Regions from separate parts of the Mus musculus genome. Here region 2 is linked to region 1. The links are chromatin loops, found by intact Hi-C in ENCODE. Cell type or tissue: left cerebral cortex. All regions are shown on one strand. Links, peaks and the distances in the headings refer to the core of each region. The heading gives the core; the rest is flanking DNA.

Region 1 (8,004 bases), core at 1,523-6,522:
GGATGGAAAGTGGACATTTGCATCACCATGTCCAAAATATCCGAGAAACAACTTGAAAGATGAGAGATTTGTGTCAGCTTACAGCCCAGAGCCTTTTGGTCTACCGTGGTGGGACGCAGGCACCCCATCACTATTGGCAGGAGTTGGAGAGGCTGTTCACATCACAGCAGACTAGGAAGCAGAAAACAAAGCAGGAACCGAGAGCCAGTTGTCCTTCAAAGACCCACCTCTGATTATCTACCTTTACCAGCTAGGCCACACCTCCTGAGCATCCCACCCATCACAACCTCAGCACCACAAGCTGAGAGGACCAGCCATGAGCCAGGGCAGGGGCGCATTTCAGATTGAACTGTCTGTCACAGAGGCTATTTGAGAATAGTTGAGAGTCCACCATCAGGAGGAGACAGGAAATCCGGTTCCTATTTGGTAGCATAAATAGCACAGCCAGATTTTCTTGCATTGACTCTTCAGTGTCTGGGTTTGAATCACCTGCTTTATAGCCTCTTTTTTTTTTTTTTTTTTTTTTCCTGAGAGTACTTTGTCACAGGCTGGTCCCAAATCTCTTTGAAAGCTGGAGAGATGGTTCCGCAGTTAGGAGCACTGACTGCTCTTGCAGAGGGCCCAGGCTTAATTTCTAGCACTCATATGGTGACTTGGACCCATTTGTAACCCAGTTTCATGGAATCCAACACCCTCCTCTGGCCTCTGTAGGAATCAGGCATGCACATGGTGCACAGACATACATGCTGGCAAAATATGCATAAAATAAAAGTAAATAATCTTTTTTAAAAGAGGTTTCTCTAGAAAATGATATACAGATTCCAGGTCCAAGTTCTCTCTCCGGGTAAGTATAAATGAAGTTGTCCAGCCATGTCCCCGACATCTGTGCCTTTTCTCCCCTCTGGAAGCACATATAAGCCCAGTGGCCACTAGCCACATCTGCAAATCGTGGCACGATCACAATGAGTTATAGTTCTAACGAGCCACAGCTGTCTGCTAGGTCTGATTAATGGGGGAACTGGCTATTTGCACACCTGAGTCTCCCCTCACTGTGGCTTAAGAATGCCTCATGTTCCTTGAGCAGCCATTAGGTTCAGCATTTGCTAGATTTGACAAAGCAGCTGGTCCCATTATCAATTATGCTTCTGAGCTGAGTTCAGTTTCCCAAGGGGATCTTTGGGAGCCCAGATAGGTAGGAATGTCTTTACTGAGGTTGCTAATATAAGCAATGAGCAGAGTCTGGAGTGGAGGATGGGCTGAGAAATGAGAGCCAGGGGAAACAGAGGTTCCAACTTGGCACCAAGCAGCAGGAACCACGCTGAGACTTACTGCCCAAGGAAGCAGGCAGCCTTTGTTGGATTCTGGGGATTGTTTGTTTTCAAGGTAATGGTGCCAACCACCACTGTGTCAAAGGCGCTGCTGTGGAATGTGCCCTTTTCTAAATTGAACCCCAAATATCTATTGTAGAGAGTACTCTGAAATCCAAAACGCATTGGAACCCTTAGAGATCATGTGGCTCAAGTTCTTTGCTTTGTGTAAGGCAGGGAAAGGTAAAGTTGTTTATCCACAGAAGATGGCTGAGTGATTTCAGCCTAAACCCAGCTTTTCTCCAGAGGTCAGAATTTTTTAGAAGAGAGTGAGAGTCATTCAGAACTGTGAAACCAACAGAGCTCACATAGAGATGGAACCTTGGTCCTCGGTCCCCACCAGGGCAGGGCTGGCATAGCCTGAAACTCTGGGGAGGCTGTAAAGGACAACCGTGCTGAAGGTTTTAGAAAGAAAGAAAAACCAAGAAAGTAAGGAACTCCTTCCTGGGTCCACAGAGCTCCTAGCCAAGGAACATCATCAGCGACAAATGTCCAGTACATACCTCTCTTTGGCTCGAAGTATGATATGTCTCTTTTCTAGAAGAAGGGCCCCCCTGTTCTAATGATCTGCACAGAGTTGACATCCTCTGGACATGGGTCAGAAGATACCTCCCCTCTGATTGGCAGAGAAAGGCACCTGGGTTTGATTCCATCCAGAAAGCAGGTGTTTTATAGTGTGTACCTGGAGCCACACTGTCTCCAATCAAATCCAGTCTCCAGGACATGCCACCAGGTGACACTAGGCAAGCCATTTAATGCTTCAAAACTTCAATTCCTTCATCTGCCAAACAGGTGGATTACTAGCCTCAAAAATGGTTGTAAAGGTTAAAGAGGATCGTGACCCACAGCTGCTAAGCTGCAGTACACATTGACAATGTTAATATAGAACCCAATGTTGGATTTAAAGGAGGAAGTTGTGTGTGGACTGGATTGTATGTAGGCCATCTGTTTCTAAATTAAGGGAGACACGGAGACTTTGAAGATAAGCCGGGGAGAGAATGGCAGGCACACATACAGGAGGAGAGCTAGTCCACAGGGAGAGACATTAGCGTGCACCAGAGAAAGGAAAACCGCCCGGTTTTCCAGCTCTGCTAAGAATTGGGTGAGGAGAGAGAGGCTGCAACTATTGCAGGCAGAATTCAGATTAATTCTACAGAAGTTTCCTAATAGCAAGATACACCAAATGTTTCTAGATCAAGAGACCACACACACACACACACCTGCCCCACTTAGGGGCCAGAAAGAGGGATGGGGTGCCAGGAAGCCTGTTTCACGTGTCTCTGGTTCTCAGTTCTGAGAACGGAAGGCAGCAGAGAGAGCTGGATGTAGGATCTAGCTGCCACAGAATGCTGCATTTGGCAAAGGTCCCCAGATGCATCTGAGGTCTTGAACCATATTCTGCTGCCATGTTCTACTCAGTAAAGGGAACAGCTAAGTCTGTCAGCACTTTTGACTCTTTTTTTTTTTTTTGGTAGAAGACAGCCAGAAACTCTTTCTCATTTGACCCTTTGAAGACAGTTTGATTATAGTGGGGTCGTGACCTAATGTCCCCTGACTGACCATCTGGCTCTGGGGATCCATGAGTCTTCTCTGTGCCACAGCTTTCAAGAGCCACCCTCTGGCAGATTTTCTTGAATTTATGCAGGTTTGAGCTTGGTGTCTGCATCCTAGGTTTTTTTTTTTTTGTTTTTTTTTTTTTTTTTTTTTTTTTTTTTTTCTTGTTGTTTTTTTGTATCAGGGTAGACCCAGCCTGAACTGGAAATGGGCAGAGCATCCCTGTCTCCAGAGTGAAAAGAGCCGTCCTAGCTAAAGAGACAGTTTTCACCACATAGAGCCTCATTCAATAGTTACCTTCATCTTTGTAATTACTGGTTCCTGTGTTTCCCCCAAGGAAAGAAACCAGGCACCTTCCCTGGGGAACACAGGCTCCCAAGGTCACCAGCCAGATCCACTACCTTAAGTTTTCATGACTCCCTCCTGCACAGCTGACATTTTTCTAAACCTCCCTTCAGCGCCAGCCTTCTCGTTCCCCTGTAAAGCCGCTAGTCATCGTGTGGGAGATTCCCGTGTCCCTAAGAATCCAGCGGAAATGCTCTGGATCTCTTCATTCCCCTCCCGCCCCTCCCAGGTTCTTGGCTCTGAGCTTATTCCTTGCCTCCAAGGAAAGCGGGGATCTTAGATGCTGAGAATAGCAAAACAGACCAGAGCAGTTCACAGAGGACCAAACGCCCTTCTTCACCTCTTGGCCTTGGGATTTTGGGTTTCTTTGATTGGAATTGTTAGAAACATTGGGAAACTGCCTGTGAGAAATGGGGACAGAGTAACATTTCCAGCTTCAGACTCAGCGGCAACCATGGCAACACAGCTCAGAATCCAAATCTGAACCTGTGAGCTTGGGCAAAGTCTGTTAACTTCATAGAAACTCAGTTTCCTTTGCTAAAAACACACAAGTGGTAACATTCATTGTGAGGGTTAAACACGCTGACACCGCAGACCAACCAGTCACAGCACTCGGCCCTACTTAAATACTTACAGGGCGGTGGTGGCTCCCTCTGGCTTGCAGGGTAATCTTTCATTTCCTTTGAACGAGGCTTGCTTTTCAGTCGCTGCTTCCTCCCTAAGATACTTCTGAGGATTGGTACCCCACACCCGATCCTGTGTGCTGCTGCTAAATGTAGCTTTTCTCTGGTCACACTGCTAGACGTCATGATGGCCAGAGCAGGGCTCTGGGCTAATAATCTTCCTGTTCCCCATCCTTCCTGCTTCCATGATGTGCTGCAGGCTGTGGGGTGAACTAAGTGTCCAGAGGCTCTCAGACGGGCCCCTGTAGCCTTTTCTTGTGTGGAATGAGTGTGGTGACTGAGATGCAGTCTTTTCCATGTCATTACAGGGTTCACAACTCTGGACAGACTCACCTACTTGATATGACCCTTCTACCCTGGAATCTCTCTGTCCTTTTGGTGCCCATGACTGTGTGTTTTTGTTTGTTTGTTCGTTTGTTTGGGTTTTTTTTTGTTTGTTTGTTCTTTTTGTTTGTTTTGTGACTGTGTGATGGGAGGAAGCTGCTGCTTCCTGGTTACTGAGAGAATGCTGCTAGGTCTGCAGGTATAGACAGTAACCGACTAACCACTTAATGGATTAACCCTGCAGTTGCCACTGTTCTATATGTGTATGCTGGCGTGATAGATGAAACCGTCGGGGTAAACTCTTGCCTCCTTTTTTTGTTTCTTCTTCCCCCTTTAACTTGTCAGCTCCACAAATATTTCCTGAACACGTGTCATATGCTATCTATTCTGTTGTGCCAGGAGCCCAAATACCTCAGTGTGTGTTTTAACGTTTCTTCCCCTGACAAAAGATAAAAGATAAATTCTGTGAGATGTTTCTCGATGGCTAATGAAGAGAAGCTGGGCATCCTCAGGGCAGGAGCCTCTCTGATTCATCCTGATACCTGCAGGGGCAGCCAGCTTCCGTAAGAAGCACGAGTTACTGAGCTTGGATGACCACCAGCCAGCCTTCACCCCTCCAGCAGCAGTTAAACCCAGATGGATGCCCTTGTTCCGACTCCAGGCATCCCCCAGAACTTCTAGCTCCTAGCAGCTCTGCCTGCCCCCTCCTTCCCACTTGTCTGGCTGAGCCTACGGCCCATGGGGTCTCAGGCTTATATTCGTCTTTCAGTCTTTATGTGTCTAAGGCTTCATGTGTTCCTCCTCCAGTTTCCTGTTTGACTTGGGACTTCTGGTTGAACATTAGTTTTTTTTGTTGTTGTTGTTTTTGTTTTTGTTTTTCTTTTACCCATTTCTACGGAGTTATACAAAGAGTATAGGAAACAAGTAAGGCTTGGTATGCTCTCCGTGGATGCACCCTGATTGGCATGGCCCCCTCCATGGGGAACAGTGTCGGAGTGTACACCACCCAGCCTCTAACACCTGTGTGGAAGGAAGATTTCTGCCTATCTCCTGGCTGCTCCAGCCTAGTTGAACTGTTGAACACCTTCCCCCATCCTGGCTGCCATTTGCTCCACCTGCACCCACCCCATCTCTTATGCAGTCAAGAGTGAGGAGCCAGAGTGGGCTTGGCCCCAGACAGTTTTCCAGTCATCTCTCCTCGTTCATTCTCTTTGTGTCTTTGCTAAGCCATTAATAATTCTGTTTATCTGGGGCCTTGCTGCTTCATTCCAGCTCCTTATCAGAGTCCCAGAGAGCAGGTGGCTTGTCCTGTGTCCCCAACCTATGGCTTCTCTTTCCTCCATGTCCCTGTCTGGGGAGGATAGATGGATGCTGAGATGATCTGGCCTGGGGGCCCCTCCATCCGAACACAGATGTCAGAGATGGACCTCTCAATGCTCCATAGTCCCTTCCTGTCCAAGAGGAAGGGAAAGGCTTCTGGGCTTCTCTCAGCAGAACCTGGAACTGGTTGCATACATGTGCTGGAGGAGCAGAGGACCCCCAAGCTTCCAAACAAATCAGATCCTTGGGGTGGCTTGAGCTAGAAGGACCCAGAGTGGTGACGACATTTCTTTCTAACCCAATAGTGTTGGCACACCTGGACTGGAGGTTCACAGAAGTTTGTTCTGTCCTGTTTCAGCCCGAGGAGTTGCAGAAAGAACGCCCAGCTTCATGTATCCCCAGGGCACATCGAGCAGTCAGATGGTTCTCCGTGGCATGGACCTGCTGCTGGAATGCATTGCCTCTGGCGTGTACGTACCATCTTCTAGTCCTGATCCTGAAGACGGGGTGGGCATCAATCCACACATTTTGGAGGCAGACCAGTATATAGGAAAAGGGAAAGCCAGCAGGCCCATGAGTAGAACACTATATGTCTATCGTTGACATCCCACTATAGTTACCTTTGCTTTGGGAAAAGAGAAAAAGTCAATGGCTGGGCTTGCTGCAGATGCATTGAATCACATGCTATCTTAGCTCTGCCTTTCTGTGGAGACCCTGTGGCCAGCCAGTCTCCTCTAAATAGGAGAGCCCAGGTTCTAGAGGGTATATACTTTCTTGCTGGGCCCAAGCCACTTTTAGGATGTCTGGATGTCCAACTCTTTAGAATACGTTCAGTAATGGGCCCTTTGCTTTCTGCTTGATCCCTGTACTAGCCCAACACCAGACATTGCATGGTACAAGAAAGGTGGGGACCTCCCATCTAACAAGGCCAAGTTCGAGAACTTTAATAAGGCTCTGCGCATCACCAATGTCTCTGAAGAGGACTCTGGGGAGTATTTCTGCCTGGCCTCCAACAAGATGGGCAGCATCCGGCACACGATCTCGGTGAGAGTAAAGGGTACGTTGTGTGTATTTCTCATTATGATTATGTTGCCAGCCCCGAACACCAATGTCATGACGCCCCTCCTGCTATGGCTGGGAAACAGAGGGAGTGGGGAACTTCCAGTGTCCTGGCTAATGACAGCACTGGGCTGCCATGGTGGTATCACTCCTGGGTGTACAACTGCACACATTCGTGGGCACGGAGACGGAGGGAAGGCAATTTATCGTGGTGTTTGCCCAGCTCTGGGCTCTCTCTGCAGGGAGATCCGTCCCAGAGCGTTTTCTTTCATTTCCCATCTGTGCTGTGTCGTCTTAGCCTGTGCTGTCTGTGTCCTATGCATGGCACTGTGCTGCTGCTTCAGGGTGGGAGTCACCATGGACCAAATCATTTTTAAGCCACTCTCCTCCCCTCAAAGCAGATACAGCTCACCTGAGCTGTCTGGACACTAGAGCTCCTGTCCCTGTGGGCCCCCGTTAGATGACAGGCTGTGTGGGTCATTACTCAGCCCAGGCTACATGCAGCCTGGGAGATTGAGGGCTGAGGCTGAGTACAACCTTCTCAGCATACAGTTGGCTGACCGTATGTCCTTGGCCTCAGCACTACACACACACACACACACACACACACACACACACACACACATGAGTGTGTTCTCATTTGTTTTGGTGAGTAACAAGATTTTGGAGCCTTTAATCTAGAAGTTTCTTTTCTTAGAAAAATCCACATGTTCACAAAAAAATTGTCCAAATAACGGCAAAGAGTGAACCACCAAGAATGACTCTAAACAGAGTTCAGTGCCTAAAAGAAAAAAGTTCAGGACTTTCCAGTCTTTTTCTTTTTCTCTTTCTTTTTCCTTTTCTTTTTCTTTTTCTTTTTCTTTTTTTTTTTTTTTAGATAGATGATTTTTCTTTCTTTTCTTAAGATTTATTTATATTTATTATTACTGTAGCTGTCTTCAGACACTCTAGAAGAGGGTGTCAGGTCTCATTACAGATGGTTGTGAGCCACCATGTGGTTGCTGGGACTTGAACTCAGGACCTTCAGAAGAGCAGTCAGTGTAATCTTAACTGCTCAGCCATCTCACCAGCCACTTTCCAGTCTTATAACAACAGAATCCCAAAGTGACCAAGAGCAACGACCCTGACTTCTCAGAGCCTCAGCCGCATGGTCCCTTGACAACTCGGCTGCAGTAGGTCTGGATCCCTAGCATCCCTGCCTTTTAAACACCCTTTGGAGAATTCTAAGAAGCAGACTCTGCTCTGTGGGCTCAGCTAACCAGCCACCTGCAGGCTGGGTTGAGCCATCTTCCTGAGGGTAAATGATCAGGGCTGGGACTTGAGAGGTTGTCCTCCTACAGGAGCCCACCTGG
Region 2 (8,004 bases), core at 1,994-6,993, 100 kb before region 1:
CAGGCTGGGCCAGCCATGCTCTGACGTGGATGCAGGGCCTTCAAGGATAGGGAAATATACAACTTACTTTGCTGGTTGGTTTTCTTCTTCTTTTTGCATCTGCCTCTCTCTTCCTTAGCCCAGGGCACTGTATCCTGCAGCATTGTTGCTGGTTAGTGCTTGGACCACAGGAGTTCACAGTCAGCACGAGAGCCTGGCTTAGCTGTTACATGATACGTAAGCTCTCTCACTTAGTGCCACGGCCCATGTGGACTGATAGCTCTGGTGTTTGCTGCTATGCTGTACTCTCAGTCATGTGGGATCACAGAGTCTGGTTGCTTAGAGAAGGCTAATCCAGCTCTTTGAAACAGCAACTCACAGTGGTGTTCAGGGTTAGGAACTTAGTAAATGTCCTGTGACGTTTACTAACTGTGAATGAGTGGGGATGATTCCAGTGTAGAATGGCAGGAAAGCTACTGACCAGGGACCTGACAGTCCAGGCTTACGTGTAGGACAAGCCATTTGATGCTCTCTGGCTTTAATTCTCTCAGATCAAGAATGGATCTACCAGTGTCCACTTCAGAGACCCATTTAAATGAGCGTGTCATTTTACTAAGTGACAACCCTCGAATTAGACACTGTATCCTCATTAGAAGGAGGCATTGCATACCTGTGCCAGAGTTGGGATGGATCTGGGCCTTTCCCGTTTGAACATCCCGTAAACATAGCTCATCTCATGGGCCCGCCATGGTACCCCCTCGATGCATTATATTTCATAAGAGTTGTCGACTCTGGCCTTCCTATTGGTCCCTTCCTTGTCCCAGTGATGAAGTCTGGGGACCTCAGGAAGTCCAGCCTTCTCTTGAGAGTGTAAGGGTCTGCACATGGGCATTGTCCGAGGCTGGTGGCATACTATGAAGACAGTGCTCAGTCCTCAGGCCTTTCAGTATCTGTGACATGGTACCTTCTCAAAAGGTCACCAGCTGCCCCATGAACCCGTGCGCTTGACAGAACCACTGAACCTGTCTGATGTGTTTTGTCTTACTAGATTCACTTTTGTATTCTGGTAGTAAAAGAGAATGGGAGAGGCGAGAAGGAGAGACAGTCTCCTGGGCCTCGCTTTCACGTGTGATGCCATCAGGCTATTCCACCATGTGCTGCCAGTGCCTCACCCTGGGTAAGAACCATCAGGTTGCCTGTCTCTAGTATTGAGAGGAGGCCATGATATCTGCTCTCCTGTTGCCCACCTTCCTCGCTTCAGCTGCCACACCGATGCCCACGTCACAGAACACATCCTAGCAGAAGTTACCTTGGTTAAGCTGGTCAGCACAAGGGCAGGAGGGCCAGTTTGCATGGTCTGGTAGAGGGAGGCACCAGCTAGTCCAGGTGCCGGTTCATTTATACCTTTATGCCCGGGACAGTTATCTAACGTGGGACCTTATCAGGTTAGTGCCACGCTCAGGCTAATTTAAACGCTCTGACGTTCCTCACTGACGGGCGATGAGCTGTATCTGTTCTCTGGCTATCTTCTAATTTGGCTGGCTTTTCTCTTGGGTATCCTGTGGCAATCTGTGCCGAGATATTGGTCCCTGTATCAGGATCTGTAGGACGACATCTGGGACTTGCGGAAGTTTTGGTTGTGAGTTGTTTTGTGTGGTTTTTCAGCACAGAGGGTTGTGCGTGTCTGCTTCGGTAGCTTTTTGGCTAAAGCGCCACGTCTGTGGTGTCCCCAGAGTCTTGTGTTTCTTAGAACATTCTCTGTCTCTGATTATATGTGGCCAGCTTTCCATAGCAGAAGTAGATTTCCCAGTAAGCCTGGGGTACAAATGGGTACCCTGTTACCCATAGTCTGGTCACCTACGATTCATTCCATGTAAGACCATGAAGGGCAGTTTGATGGTGGAGGTCAGGTTTAGGTAATGACTTTATCGGCTACCAGTTTCCTGCACGGCTCCTGTACCACCTACTCCGAGTATTGTGGGACACAGCATTGAACCTACTGTATCCAGGGATGGGGATGAGTTTGGCTGACGACATCCAGGGCTGCTCCATGTCCTCTTCCACCTGGCTGTCCTCAAGCCTTAAGGTCATCGGTGTGTTGTTGTGCTGCCCTGACATTTAGGGGTGCACACATGTGCATGCTGGAAGTGCCCACCATTGGTCTGGAGGAACTGGGGCTTAAAGGAGACACATCACACAGCTCTGAGTGCTGTGTGTCTGGGCCCTCCAGGGAAGGTTTGGATGGCGGCTATGGGGCTGTCAGGGTTGGGGGCAGGGCTGTCCTCATTCTGAATCCCAGCTGGGACAATCACCTCTGACCATATCCCATGGTTCTTTTGTATTCCTGAATCCTTGGAATAGAAAGAGAAAGCTTTTAGATGACACTAAGAAAAGCTGGACCTGGGACTCCTAAGCCCTAGAACGCTCTAGAACGCTCTAGAATGCCCTAGAACGCTCTTTCTCAATTGTTTGGCATCATCTGGGGTCTCCAGATGCTGGCATTTGGGGACAGACCAGAAGGTCAGTGACCCCCTCAGTGATGAGAAGACACTCTGCTTGCTAGGACTGTGGCTCTTTTATTATTGGTTTTATTATTGAAAATGTTACTTAGATAACGAATCCCCACGCACTTGTAGAAAATGAGAGTGTGAGATGAATACCTTCTCGGTTCCCAGTGTTCTCCTCTTGCAAACCCAAACCCGGCAAACGCTCTCAGTCAGGGTGTGGACACTGGCGCTGTCTTCCAGATGCTGCCTTGCCCACACTGCTCTGTGCATTTCCCAGCCTGACATGGCTCTCCGTGGTTTCTCTGCTTCTCCCGATTTGTTTTTCCAGTCTCACAGGAGGAAAAGCTTGAGTGTCTGCAGTGTGGGAGCAGGGTCCTCGGAGTCAGACTGCCTGGTCCCCACCCAGGGCTCTAGTCATTAGTTGTGTGACCTTTAGCAAATGACTTCAATCTTCTCTCCTTTCATCTGTAAGCCTGGGAGTCCAATGCTGCTTACCCTTCGTGGAGTTGTTAGGATAAAAGTGCCTAAGGGCCACGAACCCTTTTACACAGTGAAAGTTAGGTTTCCCCACAATACTTCCTGTCAGTAGCTTCAGGTCCCGCCTTATAGGAGCACCAGGTGGCTTTGGTCGGCAATCAAAACTTCCTGGAGCCTGGGATAGGTGTTCAGTTGTGTGCCAGGCACCATGAGAATTACAGGGGGTACAAAGAGGCAGTTCTCACTTTAAAAACTTTGTACCCTCATTGAGGAAGCGTTCCCGGCTTTCGCTTACTGTACAGATGGCTCCCTAGGCAAGATAATGAAATATAAATGCAAATGAGTGGTTCCCACCCAAGAACTCCTGCAGTTTAGCAGACACTGAGAACATTTTGATCGGTGGCGTCTGGAAAGACTCCGAGGGGCATTTGGAGTGGAACCTTAAAGGTGGGGGGCTCTGACTCCGATCCCAGCGAGGACACAAAAGTCTTAATTTCCTTCATGCTGGCTACGCTCACAGGGTCAAAGGATGGAGAGGAAGACGGGATGGTTCTTTTGATTTTAAACAGAGGTCAAGGATGGATGAGAAAATGACCTAAGAAAGACAGTTAATGAAACAGAAATAGAAGTGAGGTGTGTCTCAGGACGTGGGTATGGAGTCTACTTCCCATCATTTTCTGTGATCTAAAGCTATCTTATTCCTAGGCCATATCAACTTGGTACACTAAACCATGGTGTAATTGCTACCAAAACACAGCCCAGAGCATTGGTCATCTGTAGAGCATCCAGTATGTGAGGCAAGCCCAGATCTTGCCTGTGGATGTCTGTCTGTCTGTCTAGTGTGAAGCAGACCTGTGTTTCTAAATGGGGGATGGAGACCAATCACCCCATGACAGACTTCTTCCAGTGACTAAGTCCCAGAACACCATGTGACCAGCACTGTACTCTCCCAGTGCTGGCAGGGTCCCAGGGCCTGGTCTCAGCAGCCACGGGACTTGGTAGCCAAGCCTAGGAAGAGCCCATTGTTTACTTGCCTCGCTCCTGGCTGTGTGGCTACTGGCTAGCTGGCTTGTTCATTGTTGCCTTTATGGAAGCTGCTGGGAGCCATATATTCAGCCACAGCTGGGCAGTTGGCACTTGCTCAACTTTTGCTATAGAATTTTCAGTGGTATTTGTAAAAAGGCCTCTCTCTCTCTCTCTCTCTCTCTCTCTCTCTCTCTCTCTCTCTCTCCCTCTTTCTCTCTCTCCCCCTCTCTCTCTCTCTGTGTGTGTGTGTGTGTGTGTGTATGTGTGTGTAGAAGAGAGAGAATAGCAGGCGTTAAGCCTCCTAAAAAGATAAGACTCATCTCCAGTAGCGTGAGTTCTAGATCGAGAGAACTCAGTATAAACTGACCATAATTACTTGGTCTGACCACCAGGATTGGCGACAGGGGTATGCTGAGGCCAGGCCCTTAACCTCTCCATCCCTGGATTTTGTCAAAGCAGAAGCAGCAGCATTAGCATTGGTGAGACCGGAGAAGGTCAGCTGCAGACATTCAGAGCGTCCCCTGTACAAGGCAACGTGCTATGTGTGTGCTGAAGGTACATGCTGTCTCACCCCGCTCCACCTTTGATATGCAGTCAGCAGCCCTGCTTGAGTGGCACATCACATAACTGAAGTGTGGAGACCTGAGTGGCTTTTGCCTAGTGTCACTCAGCTAGGAGATGGCAACAGGGGCTTGAGTTAAGATCTTCTCAATCAGAGTGATTCTGATATTTATTCCCCTGAGAAGAATCTTCCCAGCCAAGGGGTCTACCCTACATTTGTTTCTTCCTGCTAAGTCTCAGAAGGAAGACCAGCCTCGCTGGAGGCTTGGGGACACTTTGGGATCAAGTCCCTCGTTTTACCTGGGGGGAAGTGAGTACAAGGAAGGGACTTGCTGATACTGAGCAAAGCCAGGAGCAGCCCCAGCCTGCCTGGCTTACACACCAGTGTTCTTAGCCATGTGTTGCTTTGCTCTGTTTTACAATGCTGGAATCCAGAGTCTGAGCATGCTCAGCCCATCCTCTCCGGGCCCCAAATGCACTTGACTCCTCCATGGCCTTCATCTTCTGGCTTCTAGCTGCACTGTAGAATCAGTATGCACTGTCACTACTATTCCAATGTGTCACAGCAACAGTAAACTGCACAGACCAGTAGTGTTCAAAATATAAAAGTCAGATATGACATGTGGAGATTAGAGTGTGGGGCTGACGGCAGGGATATCGCTGGCCCTGTCAAGTGAGTGCTTACCTATGTCTGTATTGATGTCATGCCTGTAGCTTATTTGGGGGGGGGGGGCTGCTTTTGGATCAAAGCTTACAGGGTAGGCATCCCAAGTGCAGTGATGCAGCCCACTCTCTGGTTGTTTCTGATGCTGATAATGGCTTCCTCAGGTCAATTCCATTCTTTTATAAGATGTGCTAACATGAGTGCTCAGCACCTGGGAGAACTGATGTGTCTTGTCACTGCTGATACCGTTCATTGTCCAGGACATCTCCCTCTCACTGTCCCAGACACGGTCAAAACTGTGCAAGAGATGCCTCAGCAGGCTGGGCTATGGCCCACAGCTTTAGCTTGCATGCAGGTCACCTGTGGGGCTTGTTGGAGCACACATATGCCCACCTCAGTCTCTTAAGGGTTGGAGCCCAGCACGAGACTGCATTCAGATAATGATCCCAGGTGACACCAACTCTGCATGTCTAGAGTCAGGACCAAGCTCAGGTCCCCTGACTCCCAGCTCTGTCCTCTGCCCCTGTGATGCACTGGTCCTCTGCTCTCGGAAATGCCAGCGGCTGAAGGTGCGAACCTCCTTCCCTGAAACTGAAACTGTCTCAACTCAGGGGTGTGGGCAAGAACAGTCAAGGCAAGAGTCTGGGGCTGGGAACCGGATCCTGCCCCTAATGAATTCTTTCCTGAGACTCGTTCACACATTCAATTATTTATCCAGGAAACCTTTACCAAGGGTTTTCTGTGGGAAAAGAGGTGTTCCTGCCTCAAGGGCGCCTAGGCAGACAGGCAGTCCGCTTTTCCTGCCTGACCTGGTGATATGGCCACACTGTCTGCTGCCCCCATGGGAAATGGGACCATTCTTTTCTTAAGGGACATCTTGAGAAGAGAGAGCTCAGAGCCAGAAGACTGCTCTTAACCCCCGAGCCGTCTCTTTCCTTGTTCACCTGAGGAATCTCTCTGCATGCAGGGTGTAAGGGGTGTGCAGAACCAAGCAGTCCCTGTCCCGTACATCCCTGGGGACATCTTACCTGCTGCCCCCTGCCGTGTGGGATTTCATAGAGTTAAGGAGGGGCCTGACACCACACCTTTCCCAAATGTGTTTGAACACGGTGGTTACCACTGTACTCATTCGGCAGTAGTTATTACATTAGTATCAGGCTGTTTCCAGTACTTTAAAAGGTGACAGTTACATCCAAAGTGGACTTTCATCTCTTGGAAGTAAATATCTTTATTAGAGATGTACATGTTTCAGAGACATGTCTGAAAACATTCACAGCTGCAAATATATGAGTTTCCAGATGTGGGTATGACAGAAACTTTAGATTATTTTTATCTATTAATATCTGATAAAACCATTAGAGTGTAGTTCAACCCTTGAGCCTGGTGTGATAAGACATCTAAAAAAATTTTTTTTATTTTTAAATCTAGTTAACCTGAGACACATTAAACAGCATTTGCTTTTCCTAAATGGAAGAAAAGTTGAAATTTGCTTTTATAGGTATAATAATTATTAATAAATATGTTAAAATAATACTTCATAAAAATAAAAAATCAAACTATTTTTTTTCCAAACTGATCTTAAACAACATTTTAAATATAAGATAATCAAAGTTATCTACATATTTACACTTTTAAATTTAAGAATGGCACATTAAGCTTGTAATGCCAACTCTCAGGAAGGTGAAGCAGGAAGATTGTAAGCGTATGATTAGCCTGGGCTACCCAGTGAGACCTTGTCTGGCCTGGGTTACATAGTGAGACCCTGTCTCAAAAACAAACAGGGCTGGCAAGATGGCTCTGTGGTTAAGAGTGATTGCTGCTCAGTCACAAAGATGGATTTGAGTCTTAGCACCCATGCAGAGAGACTCACAAATGCCCGTGACTCTAGCACCAAACGACCCTCTCTGGCCTCCATGAGCGTGCGCACACACATGTGCACAAACATATACAGAGATGCATGTACATACTCAAATAAAGTAAGTATTTAACAGACAAAACCAAAACATACACAGTTTCCAGGGTAACTCAAAGATGAAAAGGTGAGAAACGTCAGAGAGAGGTCTCTGGACACTCCTGGCTCTGACGTTCTGGGTTCTAAGGTCCTGAGGGGACTGGAAACCCTGGGGGATAATTGTTTGGACAGGGACAGGGACACACTGTCAGCCTTGAACTGTTGTTGGGAATGAGACTGGACATGCTTTTTGGGAACTCATTTCTCAGAGAGCAACTTTCCCTCCGGGCTAGCAGAGAGCTTTCTAACTACTAGAACATTGGCTGTGTGAGATGGGGGAGCATTAGAGAACTTGAGATCTGATAGTGCTGACCTCAGACAGAAGGTGGAGAGAGCTGCAGTGACCACTTCTCCATCTTGGGTCTGCTGAAGCTGGGGCTTTGACCCTGGGATGAGGCTGATCTGTTGGCTCCAATGTTGGAGCCGCCAGAGACTCAGACCCAAGTGTAGCCCTTCTCCCCCTTGAAGCTCAAATTTCTGTAGTGAAATTTAGTCCTTAGATGGGTGAACGTGGGGCCTGGTCCTGGGTCTCCCAGGAGTACTGGTGTGGCGCCCTGTGGCTCTTGACACACTCCTGGACGCACCTCATTGAAATGATCTGGCATGGAGGTACCAGCGAGTGTAAGGTCAGCCAGCTGACAGTGAGTTACAGGATAACCGGGGCTACACAGTTAGCGCCTGTCTCAAAACAAACCAACAAAATAAAATCAAGCAAATTTTAGGTACTTTTGGGGTGGCCACAGAGACCTCTGGATAAGGACTGGGGTTCATTGGCAGGT

What was found. A loop is a pair of places that touch in the nucleus more often than their neighbours do. Peaks named below come from ENCODE experiments on the same cell type or tissue, not always from the same donor. Only the 100,000 strongest peaks of a DNase experiment are listed, where the experiment ranks them.
Region 2: it touches region 1 in a loop (3-fold over the local background); 2 of 42 quality-filtered maps call a loop at or near these places.

The regions. Positions count from the first base shown.
Region 1 is chr1:132,619,571-132,627,574 of GRCm38, reverse strand. Nfasc (neurofascin) reads left to right here. Exons shown (of 30, transcript NM_182716.4): 9 at 5,952-6,063; 10 at 6,466-6,650. Among named protein-coding and RNA genes, the nearest start is that of Gm46157, 45 kb to the left of the region's middle. In left cerebral cortex, for the core only: a CTCF peak has its summit at 3,926; DNase peaks (open chromatin) are centred at 2,629, 2,909, 3,454, 3,758 and 1 more place; H3K27ac peaks cover 3,185 bases.
Region 2 is chr1:132,723,730-132,731,733 of GRCm38, reverse strand. All of the region lies in intron 1 of Nfasc (neurofascin), which reads left to right. Gm10538 (predicted gene 10538) reads right to left here and starts at 2,381. Exons shown (of 3, transcript NR_045892.1): 1 at 1,289-2,381; 2 at 68-134. In left cerebral cortex, for the core only: no CTCF peak of the experiment used is centred there; DNase peaks (open chromatin) are centred at 2,689 and 3,955; H3K27ac peaks cover 1,360 bases.